Regions from separate parts of the Homo sapiens genome. Here regions 1 and 2 are each linked to region 3. A link is an interaction called in ENCODE POLR2A ChIA-PET data of the cell type or tissue named here. Cell type or tissue: PC-9. All regions are shown on one strand.

The links. Peaks named below come from ENCODE experiments on the same cell type or tissue, not always from the same donor. Only the 100,000 strongest peaks of a DNase experiment are listed, where the experiment ranks them.
Region 1: POLR2A ChIA-PET joins it to region 3 with 9 read pairs; 4 of 35 experiments call an interaction of 5 or more read pairs at or near these places.
Region 2: POLR2A ChIA-PET joins it to region 3 with 8 read pairs; 3 of 35 experiments call an interaction of 5 or more read pairs at or near these places.

What each region holds. Positions count from the first base shown.
Region 1 is chr16:14,114,817-14,119,816 of GRCh38, forward strand. All of the region lies in intron 2 of MRTFB (myocardin related transcription factor B), which reads left to right. Among named protein-coding and RNA genes, the nearest start is that of MRTFB, 46 kb to the left of the region's middle. In PC-9, no CTCF peak of the experiment used is centred here; a DNase peak (open chromatin) is centred at 2,415.
Region 2 is chr16:14,428,671-14,433,670 of GRCh38, forward strand. It overlaps LINC03107 (long intergenic non-protein coding RNA 3107), which reads right to left and starts at 51. Exons shown (of 2, transcript XR_007065002.1): 1 at 1-51. In PC-9, no CTCF peak of the experiment used is centred here; no DNase peak of the experiment used is centred here; H3K27ac peaks cover 1,061 bases.
Region 3 is chr16:14,506,358-14,511,357 of GRCh38, forward strand. The region is part of intron 21 of PARN (poly(A)-specific ribonuclease); the gene reads right to left. Among named protein-coding and RNA genes, the nearest start is that of LINC03107, 80 kb to the left of the region's middle. In PC-9, no CTCF peak of the experiment used is centred here; a DNase peak (open chromatin) is centred at 2,904; H3K27ac peaks cover 2,021 bases.

The DNA of each region.
Region 1 (5,000 bases), 390 kb before region 3:
CTTACTGTAATTATATGCTTCCTGTCCAAATCCATAACTTCCAAGGGGCTATCTGGCTACCTTGTCTGTCTTGTTAATCGCTGTATTTTTCAGCACCTACAATAAATAGTGCCTGGCACACAGAAAGCTCTTCATAGGTATTTTTTGAATGAAAGGATGAATGAATGAGAGTGAGTCCTAGGTTATTCCTCCTTGCCACCACAGCCATGGCTAGTGACCACTTAATATAAGTATTTGCAGCACTTGACACAAGTATAGAAAGGTTTGGGTCTCCTCTACTGGGAAAAGTCCAGTGCTAACAGTTATTGGGAGGATGACCTCAAGTCCTTTTCAGCACCACGCTGACACTACTTGGAATTATGCTACTGAGGGGAGGATCTTGTTCTTGCTACACATTGTACCTACTCTTTCTTCTGAGCAGCAATGTCAGGAGGAGGAATTATCAACTAAATAAGTAGATTTTTGTGAAATATGTATTTTTTTAGTTATTTCCCCAAATCCTACTACTTCAAGTCTGCTATGATCACATTGCCAAATTTCTGGGTTTTTAAGGTAGAGTTCCAAAAAATAATCATGTGTTATCTGGATGTTTCATACTGTAAGTAAGCATAGTGACAGATAAATATTTTGAACAAATAATCATTCAGTAACCTAATTTGCCCCAATTAATGTAGTTTGATGAAAGTTTATTCAGCACCTTGTACAGGTCCTCAACACCTTTTCTTAAACTCTGCGGCCCAGCTACATTTTAAATACAGGTTTTTTTGAATTTTAAAAGGATGACATGTACCACCCAGTGAAGTTTGAGGCAGTACCCCATAATCAAACATTAATATTTCTGCCTTGAAATAGTCACACTAAATAGGAAATGCACTACAAATAGCCTCAAATCAGCTCAGATTCTGATTTTGCTGCGTATAATTCTGGTCAGGTTGGGCCACAGGTGAATTATGAAAAAACTCCTGGTTTTAGACTTTTGGGTCTTTGGAGTTACTTGCAGAGAACTGTAATAGGTGCATATTTTGGTGTGATGATTCTACTGTCTGAGTCTCCCTTGAGTGCTTCCCCTCCCCTCCATGCTCTGGGCCACCATTAGGACAAGCCATGACTGTCACCTGGATCACAGGGGCCTCCTCCCACTCCATCTCCTTGCCTCTTGTTCCTTAGCAATCCATTCTGCAGAGTAATTGGCCTAAAACAAGTTTGGTTCATATTGCTGTTCTTTGTAAATCCTTTCATTGGCTTCTTACTGCTCTACAGATGGGGCACGCATTTCTTAATCCATCATTCAAAACTCATTATGATCTGGGCCCATTTTACCTCTCCTGCCCTTCAATAGCCACTCCTCATTTTTTTTTTCTTGCAAACATATTTCTTCTGTTCCATAGTCCTGCTTACCTATTGACTGTACCTTCTGTCTGAAATAGCTTCTTTATCCTGCCTCCATCCTCACGTCCCTTTTCTAACTCATCTATTTTTCAGGTCTTGGATTAGATTTCACTTCCAAGGAAACCTTTCCCCTCCTAGTTCTAGATTAAGTACCCTACCGTTGTGTTTGGGCAATGTCTTATGCTCCTGTTGCATTGTGATATAATTATGTTACTAATTCTCTGGAGCAAGCATCTCAACCTTAGCACTATTAACTTTTTTTTATATGCTTATTTCATGACCTGGTGTTTAACACCCTCCTAAGCCTCTGACACTTGACCTGCTGTGCATCTCACACTTGGCCTCTGACATTTGCCTTGCTTTAGCAGTCAGCTTCTAGACGTGGTTCTAAATAATGCCTACCAGATTTCTCTACCTTAGCACTATTGACATTTTGAACTGGGTAATTCTTTGTTGGTGGGGGCGGTGGGGCGGGGGTGGTCATTGTAAGCACCATTGTAAGGTGTTTAGCAGCATCCCTGGTCTCCACCCACTAGATGCCAGTAACCCTCCTTCCCATTGTGACAACCAAAAATGTCTCCAGACATTGTCAAACATCCTCAGGGGTGGGGAGGCACAGTCACCCCTGGTTGAGATCTACCAGTCTAGAAGGAAGACTCTTTGAGGAAGGGGCTATGCTTAAGGGCATCTTCATATTCCTGCCTTGGTACACATGGGTCACCTTATACATATTGAATTAAATTAATGTGGGAAGGAGGGTACTTGGCAAGGAAAGGGATGGATAGACAGATGAAGAGTCTAGCTCAGCTCTCTCGGGACATGGCATGTGAGAATATATAGCAAATGATTTTCAAGGGATTGAGGTACCATACATAAGGGGATCACACTCTGTTCTTCTCTTTGAATAACTACTCCTTTTGCCTTTGGGCCATCCCCCAAGGAATTATTTCCTGCCTTAGAGTTACAGGCCACAGAATCTCCTGATCTGCTGGAGGCTGCCTTAGAATCAACCAGGAAGCATTTGTTAAACCACTGTACAAATAATGGGCACAGATAGGAATCACAAGCAGTCCTTGCCCTCAAGGCGCTCCCAGCCCAGTGAGAAAGACACTGGTGGGTTTTGCCTCTCTGTCCAGAAGGCCCTTACACCCTTCCTTTCCTGGCACATTCCTACTCCTCCTATCCAGTCTTGATCAGGCCTTCCTAATACATGGTCCCATAGCATCTATTCTTTTCCTTCACAGCATTTTTCACAGTTTTAATTATATAGTTTTTTCTGTGTTTTACTTAAATGTTTCTATTCCTTGAGACTAAGTTCAATGGAGAAAGGGACAATGTCTGTTGTGTTTGTTTATGTTTCTCCAGCTCCTGGCACAATAACTGGCACATTGTAGGCATTTAAAATATAATTTATAGACAAATAAGAATGCTTGTGGCTGTCCCTCCAAGAACTTGGATTCCAGTGGAGGAGATGGTGCCAACTGCAGTGCTCAGTTCTGTACCAAAGGGATAGGAAAGTGCACGGTTGGTTTTGGGAGTGAGATGGAGAATAATCTGGACTAGAAAGAGGTACCTGGGATGACTTTATAGGGAAAAAAAAGTTAGAAAATCAGGAAGACTAGAAAGGAAAAAAGAAAAGCCATTCATAGGTTTAATATAGACAACCATTTTGGTAAATTTCAGCCTCTTCCCCCTTTTTCTCTTTCTTTAAAAATATGTTACTTCATGCTTTAAAGTATTTCATGAATACAGAAAAACATAGAGAATAATATAACCTCCACCTAGCTTAGTCAAATCTTAACATTTTGCTAGCTTTGATTTACATTAAAAGAAAAAATGATATAAAATAGAATAGAACATTGCACATAGAGTTGATGCTCCCCTGTGTGCCTCTCCCAGATGCCATTCCCTCATCTTTTTTTTTTTTTTTCTTTTTCTTTTTTTTTTGTGAGACAGGGTCTCATTCTGTCACCCAGGCTGGAGTGCAGCAGCATGATCTCGACTCACTGCCCCCTCCACCTCCCAGGCTCAAGTCATCCTCCCGCCTCAGTCTCCTGAGTAGCTGGGACTACAGGCACACGCCACCACACCCAGCTAGTTTTTGTATTCTTTTTTTTATAGAGATGGGGTTTTGCCATGTTGCCCAGTCTGGTCTTGAACTCCTGAACTCAAGCGATCTGCCCGCCTCGGCCTCCCAAAGTGCTGGAATTACAGGCGTTAAGCCACTGTGCCAAGCCTCCCCATCTTCTTTCTGCAGAACCACCATCATCCCGAAGTGTGTGTTTGTATCTCCCATGTAGGAAAGATGGGGAGGCCTGGCGTGGTGGCTTAATGCCTGTAATCCCAGCACTTTGGGGAAACTGAGTTGGGCGGATTGCTTGAGCTCAAGAGTTCGAGACCGGTCTGGGCAACATGGCCAAACCCCATCTCTACAAAAAATACAAAAATTAGCCTGGTGTGGTGGTGCATGCCTGTACACACTATTGATATATACATATATATATAGTGTAAGTATTTACATATATATATACACACATATATATACACACACACATATATATATAAACTATATATTGTTTGTATATTATTAAAACTACATTTGGTTTGAAGATTTTGAACTTTGCATAGTATGGTATCATACTGTGTATATATTTCTGTGGCTTGCTTTTTTCATTTAGCCTTTCGTGTGAGATTTAGCCATGTAGATGTGTATAGCAGTAATTCTTTCAGTTTTGTTGTATGATATTTTAGGACTACACTACAGTTTATCCATTCTTCTGTCAATGAGAGGTTTTGGTTATTTTCAACATTGTGGTATGTGTCTCGTGCATGTTTGACAGCTTTTCTAGGGTTTGTACTGTTAAAAGAAAAACCTTAGACAAATTAAATATAATAGAATTTAATTGAATGAAGAACAGTTTGTGAATCGGGCAGCCCCCAAACTAGACCAGGATTAGAGAAGCTAGGATTAGTATAGTCACGTGGTTGAAGATTTATGGACAGAAAAAGAAAGGTGCCATACAGAAAATGGAAGTGAGGTGCAGAAACCGTCGGATTGGTTATAGTTCATTGTTGGTCTTATTTGAATATAGTTTGGCAGTTGGCTGCCTCTGATTGGCTGAAACTAGGTGATTGGCACAAGAGTAGGTTATAGTTTGTTTATGTATTTAGTTAGGTTATAGTTTCTTATGTATAGAGAAACCTTTAAGCTGAATTTAAAATACATAAGGAGGCAGGTTTAGACTAAATTTAATTGAATGGTTTTTCCTTTTTGATCAGTCTCTCAAAATTTCACTTTTGAGAGATTGACCAAAACTTTAGGCATTAATGTCACTTTGGTTTTAAATTTTACTAGGAAATAGTAGACCAGTGGACTTTGCAAGGTGGGAACAAGGACTTCAGATAATTTTTTTGTAAGGGTTAGAGTAGAGGGAACCTTTTTTTGTTGGAATTTTTTGCTTATAGGAGAAAAAATCTGGTCTGTTTTAAACTTATTTTTTTTTAAGTTTTAGTTTGATTATATCATATTTAGTATAAGTGATTGTATTTTGGTTGGTTTGGTCTGTTGGGGCTTAGTGTAGGAGTTTAGTCTAAAATAATGGCCTCGCATA
Region 2 (5,000 bases), 78 kb before region 3:
TTGTCCTTTTTTGACAAGAATTATCTGTCTAAAACTTTTTTTTTTTAACTTTTTTTTTTTTTTTTTTGGTCAGCCAGGCTGGAATGCAGTGGTATGATCTTGGCTCACTGCAACCTCCGCCTCCTGGGTTCAAGTGATTCTCCTGCCTCAGCCTCCCAAGTAGCTGGGATTACAAGCATGCGCCACCACGCCTGGCTAATTTTTGTGTTTTTAGTAGAGACAGGGATTTGCTATGTTGGTTGGCCAGGCTGGTCTCGAACTCCTGACCTTAAGTGATCTGCCCGCCTCGGCCTCCCAAAGTGCTGAGATTACAGGCGTGAGCCAGTCTAAAAAGATTTCCATTTAAAAAGACCCTCAACTTGAACATGTAGCGTTCTCACCAGGCCCAGTCAGCATCAAGCTTTCTCAAGTTCAAGTTCACAGCATGACTAGAAAAAGCAGGCAACTGAAGACAAACGGAACTGCTGTTTGCAGGATCAGGCAACTTGGAGGAGAGGATGGCGCACAACCAGGGGAAACATGATCTGGCCTTCAGGTGTCCTATTTCCCCTCCTCGGCAAAAATCAGACACATTGATTTACTCCATGAATCATTTGGGGGAAAAAGATTTCAGCTGAACTCATGAGATTTTTTAAAAAGTAGCGAAAAAGATTGAACTATTTTTAATACTCACTGGTTTCCCAGGTCTGGAGAGGGTGGTTTGGCCTCGCCTCAGCAGTAACCAAGTGTCATAGCATTTTCTTTTCAACGTCAAGAGGAGTGTTGCAAAATAGTCCAAGTGGGAACACACAGGAACCGTGAGACTCTCTTGGTGTTGCTGTTCAGTAATAATGATGCACACTTTAAAAACACACGCACTCGGCCGGGCACTGTGGCTCAGGCCTGTAATCCCAGCACTTTGGGAGGCCAAGGCTGGTGGATCACGAGGTCAGGAGTTCGAGACCAGCCTGGCCAATATGGTGAAACCCTGTCTCTACTGAAAATACAAAAATTAGCCGGGCGTGGTGGCACATGCCTGTAATCCCAGCTACTCGGGAGGCTAAGGCAGGAGATCGCTTGAACCTGGGAGATGGAGGTTGCAGTGAGCTGAGATTGTGCCACTGCACTCCAGCCTGGGTGATAGAGCGAGACTCCATCTCAAAAACAAACAAACAAAAAACAACAAAACAAAACCACACACACACTCGGGCTGGGCGCGGTGGCTCACGCCTGTAATCCCACTACTTTGGGAGGCCAAGGTGGGTGGATCACTTGAGGGCGGGAGTTCGAGACCAGCCTGGCCAACACAGCCAAACCGCGTCTTTACTAAAAAGTACAAAAATTAGCTGGGCATGGTGGCGGACACCTGTAATCCCAGCTACTTGGGAGGTTGAGGCAGGAGAATTGCTTGGACCCAGGAAGTGGAGGTTGCAGTGAGCTGAGATCATGCCACTGCACTCCAGCCTAGGCAACAGAGTGAGACTGCATCTCAAAAAACAAAACAAAACAAAAATTAGCTGGGTGTAGTGGCATGTGACTGTAACTCCAGCTACTTGGGAGGGTGAAGTGGGAAGATCACTTGAGCACGGGAGGTGGAGGCTGCAGTGAGCTGAGACTGTGCCACTACACTCCAGCCTGGGTGAACCACGGATGTAATGTTTCCACACATATAATGTATAATGATTACATAAGGGTAATTAGCATATCCATCACCTCGTTACATTACATATGTAATTACAATATAACTCTGTCTCAAAATAAATAAATAAATAAATAAATAAATAACACACATTCACGAATGTAAACTAGTATAGCCGCTATGGAGAACAGCATGGAGGCTCCTCAAAACACTACAAATAGCACATCATATGATCCAGGCCAGTCGTGGTAGCTCACGCCTGTAATCCCAGCACTTCTGGAGGCAGGCTGAGGCGGGCAGATCACTTGAGCCCAGGAGTTTGAGACCAGCCTGGGCAACAATGGTGAAACCCCACCTCTACAAAAACAAAACACAAAAAACTAGCCAGGTGTGGTGGCATATGCCTGTGGTCCCATCTACTCAGGAAGCTGAGGTTGGAAGGTTGCTTTAGCCTTGGAGGTCAAGGCTGCAGTGAACTTAGATCATGCCACTGCACTCCAGCCTGGGCAACAAAGCGAGACCCTGTCTCAAAAAACAAACAAACAAAAAATTACTATTACTATTGGCTAGGGGCAGTGGTTCACTCCTGTAATCCCAGCACTCTGGGAGGTTGAGGCAGGCAGATCACTTGAGCCCAGCAGTTCGAGACCAGCCCGGTCAACATGGCGAAACCCTGTCTCTACTAAAAATACAAAAAAATAGCTGGGCATGGTGATGCATGCCTGAAATCCCAGCTACTCAAGAGGCTGAGGCAGGAGAATTGCTTGAACCCGGGAGCTAGAGGTTGCAGTGAGCTAAGATTGGGGCACGGCACGCCAGCCTGGGTGACACAGCAAAACTCTGTCCAAAAAAAAAAAAAGAAACATTACTATGTACTCTATGAGCATGTACAATTATTATTTGTCAATGAAAATAAATAAAATGAAACACACACACCCCCTCAAGATCCATGCTTATAATTAGGTAAACAGAATTTTGACCAAATCACCACAACAATTAAACAAAAAGGTCTTCTCCACAGATGGTTCTGGAATAACTAGACATCCATATGGAATGAAGGAATCTCAACTCTAGTCTCGTACCATCCATAAAAAGTTAATTCAAGATGGATCATAGATTTAAACATAAATGCTAATACTAGAAAGCTCGAAGGAAACACGGATGAATATAACTTGGGGGTTTCTTAGGCAGGACATAGAAAAAGTCTATAAAACAGACTTCATCCTAATTAAAAACTTCTGCCCAGTAAAAGATACTGTTAAGAAAATAAGCAAGCCCGCTGGGCGCGGTGGCTCAAGCCTGTAATCCCAGCACTTTGGGAGGCCAAGGCGGGTGGATCACGAGGTCAGGAGATCAAGACCATCCTGGCTAACACAGTGAAACCCTGTCTCTACTAAAAATACAAAAAATTAGCCAGGCGTGATGGCGGGTGCCTGTAGTCCCAGCTATTCATGAGGCTGAGGCAGGAGAATGGCATGAACCCAGGAGGGAGAGCTTGCAGTGAGCCAAGAGCGCGTCACTGCACTCCAGCTTGGGGCGACAGTGCGACACTCTGTCTAAAAAAAGAAAAAAAGAAAGAAAATAAGCAAGCCATACATTGGGACTAAATATTTGCAAAACAACTATCCGACAGAGGACTGATGTCCAAAGTATGTAATGAACTGCTACGACTTTTTTTTTTTTGAGACAGTCTTGCTCTGTCACCTAGGCTGGAGTGCAGTGGCGTGATCTCAGCTCACTGCAACCTCCGCCTCCCAGGTTCAAGTGATTTTCCTGCCTCAGCCTCCCAAGTAGCTGGGATTACAGGCACAGGTGCCTGCCACCATGCCCAGCTAATTTTTGTATTTTTAGTAGAAACAGGGTTTCACCGTGTTGCCCAGGCTAGTCTCGAACTCCTGACCTCAAGTGATCCTCCCACCTCAGCCTCCCAAAGTGCTGGGATTACAGGCATGACCCACCATGCCTGGCCAACTTCTACAACTTAATGAAGAGACAAACAATCTGATGAAATATGGGCAAGATAATTGAACAGCTAACTCACAAAGGAGGATATACCTGTGGCAAGTACATCATTAGGAGTCATCAGATAAAGGACAATGAAAACTGCAAAGAGATATACTATACGCCCATCAAAATGGCTCAGTTAAAGTCTGACACCACCAAATGTTGCTAAGGAAGGGAGATACTAGAACTCTCATACATTGTTGGTGGCAGTATAAATTATATGATCACTTCGGAAAAAGATCTGGCAGTTTCTAAATAGACCACCTATCCCATGACCCAACAGTTCCACTCCTTGGCATTTACTCCCCCAAATTGAAGATTTTGTTCTCAAAGACTTGTACAAGACTGTTCACAGCAGCCTTATTCATAATGGCCCCAAACTGGAAATAGCCTAGGTGTTCATTAATTGAATAAATAAGCAGTGGTCAAGCCATACTCAGAAATAGAGAGAAAGGAACTACTGATACCTACAAAACATTGACGAATCTCAAAAACATTACGTAGGTTGGGCTCCGTGGCTCACATCTGTCATCCCAGCACTTCGGGAGGCTGAGGTGGGAGGATTGCTCAAGACCAGGAGTTCGAGGCTGCAGTGAGCTATGATCGCGCCACTGTACTCCAGCCTGGGCAACAGAGTGAGACTGTCTCTAAAAAAAAAAAAAAAAAAGAAAGAAAAGATAAATTGATGAATGGAAGGATACGTAATAAAGCAAATAGTCACGTGTCACTTAATGATGGGGATACATTCTGAGAAATGCATCATTAGGTGATTTAAAAAAATTTAATATTCCCAAACGTGGATAGAAGGATTTTTATTTTATTATTTTTAGAGACAGGATCTCGCTCTGTCCCCGGGCTGGAGTGCAGTGGTGTGATCATAGCTCACTGCAGACTTGAACTCAGTCCTCCTGCACTGGCCTCCCAAAACACTGGGATTACAGGTGTGAGCCACCATGCCCAGCCTGCAATGTTATCATTGTATGAACATCATAGTGTTCTTACCCAAACCTAGAGAGTATAGCCTATTGCTCCTGGGCTACAAACCTTTACAACATGTTACTGTACGGAATACTGTAGGCAACTGTAACCCAATGGTATTTGTGTATCTAAACACAGAAAAACTACAATAAAAATACAGTATAAAAATAAAAATGATACACTTGTGTAGAGCACTTACCATGAATGGAGCTTGCAGGGCTGGAAGGCATTCTGGTGAGTGATAGAGAGTGAATGTGAAGGCCTAGGACTCACAGTTACCCTGAATTTAGAAAAAATTTTCCTTTCAAGAATAAAATGACCTTAGCTTACTGTAACTTCTTTACTTAATAAACTTCTAAATTTTTTTCAACTATTTGACCCCTTTGTAACAACACTTAGC
Region 3 (5,000 bases):
TAAGGGACATTATTAGGACATTTGGGGAAATTTGATTACAGCATGGACATTAGATCATATCAAAATCATATCAGTGTTAAATTTCCTGAGTGTGATAAATATATTAGGGCAATATTTTTAAAAAGCCTGTGTTCTTAAGAGAAATACACTAAAATACTTCTAAGCAAACTGTTATGTCTCTGACTCTCAAGTAGTTTAGCAATAAAAAACAAATACATGTATACATGTTCACATATGTACATATTATGCTTGTGTATATATGTGTGTGTCTGCAGAGAGGGAGACAGAGCAAATATGATAGAATGTTGCCAACTTGTCTATAGGTTTGAAATTTTTCAGAATCAAAAGTGAAGCTGAATGCAGTGGCACGAGCCTTTAGTTCCAGCTACTTGAGAGGCTGAGGCAGGAGGACTGCCTGAGCCCAGGAGTTCAAGTCCAGCTTGGCCAATATAGTGAGATCTCACTGCCTTTAAAAAAAGAAAAAGAGTGGGAGAAAATATTAATAAAAAATAAAATGCATGAGGTCTAACTCCAAAAACAAACAAAAAAGGAAAGAAAATGCATTCTCTCTCAGTAGTAATCAAAGAAATGCCAGTAAGAATGGTTTTGAAAAAGACTTAATGTTGGAGAAGCGTAACTAATATAACCTTTTTTAGAGGGTGATCTGACAATCTATAAGAAATTCTGGGCCAGGCGTGGTGGCTCATGCCTATAATCCCAGCACTTTGGGAGGCCGAGGCAGGCGGATCACCTAAGGTCAGGAGTTCGAGACCAGCCTGACCAACATGGAGAAACCCCATCTCTACTAAAAATACAAAATTAGCTGGGCGTGGTGGTGCATGCCTGTAATCCCAGCTACTCGGGAGGCTGAGGCAGGAGAATCACTTGAACCTGGGAGGTGGAGGTTGCGGTGAGCTGAGATGGTGCCACTGCACTCCAGCATGGGCAACAAGAGGGAAATTCGGTCTCAAAAAAAAAAAAGAAGAAATTCTGATTCTGAAACTTTGTTGAAACCAGCTCTCTGACTCTATCATGTAATCAACAGAGGCCAAGTGAAGGCCAGGCGTGGTGGCTCACACCTGTAATCCCAGCATTTTGGGAGGCCAAGGTGGGTGCATAGCTTGGGCCCAGGAGTATGAGACCGACCTGGCCAACATGGCAAAACCGTCTCTATTAAAAATACAAAAAAGGCATGGTGGTGTGTGTCTGTAGTCCCAGCTACTCGGGAGGCTGAGGCGCAAGAATCACTTGAACCTGGGAGGCAGAGATTGCAGTGAGCCAAGATTGCACCACTGCACTCCAGCCTGGGTGACAGGGGGAAAAAAAAAAGAGGCCAAGTGAAATTCTAGAGACTTTTAATTTCCCATTTGCAGCTCTTTCTTTCATACGAAATTCCTACGCCCAAAGAGGTTTGAGAGTAATAAAAATTGTAGTAAAAATACAAAATAAATGAAAGATCCTATAATAAGAATACTATTGAGTAAATAAATTATGGCATATCAACTTGATGGCTTATCTAATGCAGTCAGTTAAAATTTAAAATGATTTCACAGAGTTTAAACAACCTGAGAACATTTCTCAACTGTTAATGAGAAAAGCAAATCTTCAAGTCCATCTATAGTATGATTACACCTACATAAAATAATGAAAATGATACTGTAAGAAAATATGCCAGAATGTTATCATAATTATTTCTGGGTGATTATGTTTCATTATTGTGTGTTTTCCAAATTTTCTGTCATAAATATGTACCTGTTTTATTTTTATAAATACTTTTTATCCTAAAGTGGCAGGTCAATAGACAAATAACATAGGCAGGCAGGCAGGCAGGCAGATAGATAGATAGATAGATACATGGATAGATACATAGATAAGACAGACAAATAGGCAGGCTGGGCATGGTGCCTCACATCTGTAATCCCAGCACTTTGAGATGCCAAGGTAGGGGGATTGCTTGAGGCCAGGAATTGAAGACCAGCCTGGGCAGTAGAGTGAGACCCCCTCATCTCTACACCATAAAAAATAATAGTAGCAAAATAAATTTTTTAAAAAATAAATAAAAATAAAAGATAAAACGTGTAGCATTCCTGGACTCAGAACATAATATAAGATTTTTGTTATTATAGTGACCTGATTTAGAGGATCTAAAAAGTGAGTGTGGGGAAATGCAGGCTCACATTCCCATAGTGAGACACTCTGTAATAACCAGAGAGAATTTATAAAAACGAAACTTTAAAATAACTATAGGCTTAAGGCTAACAGATATATCAAAAATATAGAAATCCCTATAATTTCTGAATGTATGCAAATCAACATTGTAGGCTGACAATTTCCAACATTTGATAGAATTTTAAAATTATTCAATGTTGTATGTGGAAACTTGAAAAAAAAAAAAGATAATTTAAAAATTATTCTCAGGGGGCGGGGCATGGTGGCTAACGCCTATAATCCCAGCACTTTGAGAGGCTGATGTGGGAGGATCACTTGAGGCCAGGAGTTCAAGACTAGCCTGGGCAACACAGCAAGACCCAGTCTCTTAATTTAAAATATATATATATATATAATTCAAAGTAAGTGGTTCTGAGAATAATAAAATTATCCTGAGAATCCAGAAGGTAAAAAAATTTTTTAAAAGGTAAAATTTCCAAAGAAGCAATTAAATTATAAATAAATAAAATTATTCTGAAATAATTAAAATAACTCAGGTGACGTCACCCACTGAGACTGACTCTTAAGAAAGACGCCCCTTTGCAATGAGAAAGGTATCTCTCTCCTACAAGGTTACAGTAGGTAAGATGTTTTTGGCTTATGGTAAACAGCTTGTTTGAGAAGTTGCCTAAGAAAAGTATAAACCCCGTGTCAGCTGTTTGTTAGACTTACTCATCAGCCCCTGATGTGGCATCCAGACACCACCTACCCACCCATAGATAATCTCTTGGCAACATCACCACTAAGCTGGCCCTGCTGGCTCACAGAAAGAACAAACAGCGCACTTAGGAGCTACTGAGCTGGAGGTGAAGAGAAGGGAAAGAAATGGGGCTTTATTTAACAAGTGTGACTTACTGCATGATTATTTAGTGATTTTTTCTTTGGCTAACAGTTTATTTTAAATTTTTATTGAAATGGTAAAGCAGTTTAATAACTAATCCTTTTTCATGTGAAAGGACCTTTGGAAGATGCAAATTTTAAGCCCTAAACCCCATCCATCACATAAGATAGATAACAAATTATGAAGATCAATTCTCATCAACATTCAAAGTCTACCCACCAATATTAAACTCTAACAGTTGGTCAAATCCACCAATTTCTAAGAGCACTTGAAAGATACTTTTATTTACATATTAACTGCACTAAACAAGTACTGGGGCAAAGTGTAAAACTTGCTTCATATAATCAGTACATCCTCAACCCCTGGAAAGCTTTCCATGTTTTTCTATTCTTCAAGGAATACATCTTTGGCACTGAATTTCTTTTAGTAGAAAAGGAAGATAATGGGTAAGTGTCCTTGTTATTGCTTTGGATCCCTCAGAAATGGGTTTCGCAACTCACCAGAGTTGGAAAACAAAAATGTGAGGGCCTGGTTGATTCTAACATACTCCTAACAATTATCTTTCGGTGGAGAGGACTAAATCCTCACCCAGAGCAAACAAACAAAAACACCCCAACAGAACAATGGCAAAAACAACTGGTAGGATGTTCCCGTTGAGAAGGATTCCCGGATCACCTAAAGATTCCTCCTGTCCTCTACTGGGTGTTGCTGCCAGGGCATTTCAGGCATCTTTGCAGCCCGAGACTCTCCTCAAAGGAAAGAACAGCAAAGGCTGGGGGAATATGTTCATTTGTGAAGAAAAGGAAAATGTCAGGGTCGTTTTCAAAGCATGGGGTGATTAGTTTTGCCAAAAAATAAGTCAACAAAAACTGCAGAAAAACTGAGTAAAGCTACATATTCTCCTAACTGTAAACTGCCATCAAGGTGGCTCTTTTAATCATTACATATAAAATATCCAATGTACCCAGTACTGTTATTTTTCTATCATTTTGGCGAATTCTAGTGGGAAAAAAATGAAGAATGGGGAAGCTATAAACTTAGGAATAATTAAGTGCCTACACTGAACCACAAATTATATAGGACTTTGTAAAAATTTGTTTAATCCACAAGTATGGAAGAAAAATTAATCTTTATGATTTAAAAAAGAAAAAAACTCAGAGACTCAAAGAGAAAGAAAATAATTACTTAGTTAAAACAACAAATAAGGAAACCCAAACTTTTAGCTGGACTTAGTTTCTTAATCTACCCTTCTGCTTTTTTGAAGTCCATGCCAGAGAAGTGTGTTTTGAGCCTAGATCTCCATGCTCCAGTCCTCGGCTGCCAACAGCATGAGGCCCAGGACAGAAGTCCTGCCACCCCCATCTATGTGACATGGTGTTTTGACTTTGCCATGCAGGCAATGCTTATCACCTAGCCAAACTTACTCTTCTGTTACGCTAAACCAGGAGGGGGAAAGACAAGGCAAAGGAAGAAAAGACATCTATAAAAACAGCAGAAAATGTTTCTGAGGCAATTTTTCTTTTCAGAAAAAAACTGAGCCACAGAGGAAAAAATATTCACCAATGTCAAAAGTTCTGAATGCCACCCAACTATAGGATTGCTCAATCAAGGTAGTTTCTGGATCATTTCTCCTTTTAAAGAGCCCCATGAATACACAAAATCAGATCAAAAGTTCTTATTCTTCCACTATCACATCTATGAAATTATTTCCTTTAAATTATACATTAGTCTTCCCTTGTTAAAAAAATGTAAGAAATAAAAATTAAAAACTCACTGCTAGCTTAAAGCCTTAAGCACTAGCTTGTTTACCTCCATGAGTTGACACAGGGTGATGAGTCCAAGGTCTCATTATCTTTTAAAGGTCAAGGATGAGATAGCTTGGCTTGTTCGATGAACACAAGGCTATACCCTCAACACCCTGCTCAGAAATGAATGCCACTGTTTGTTCACA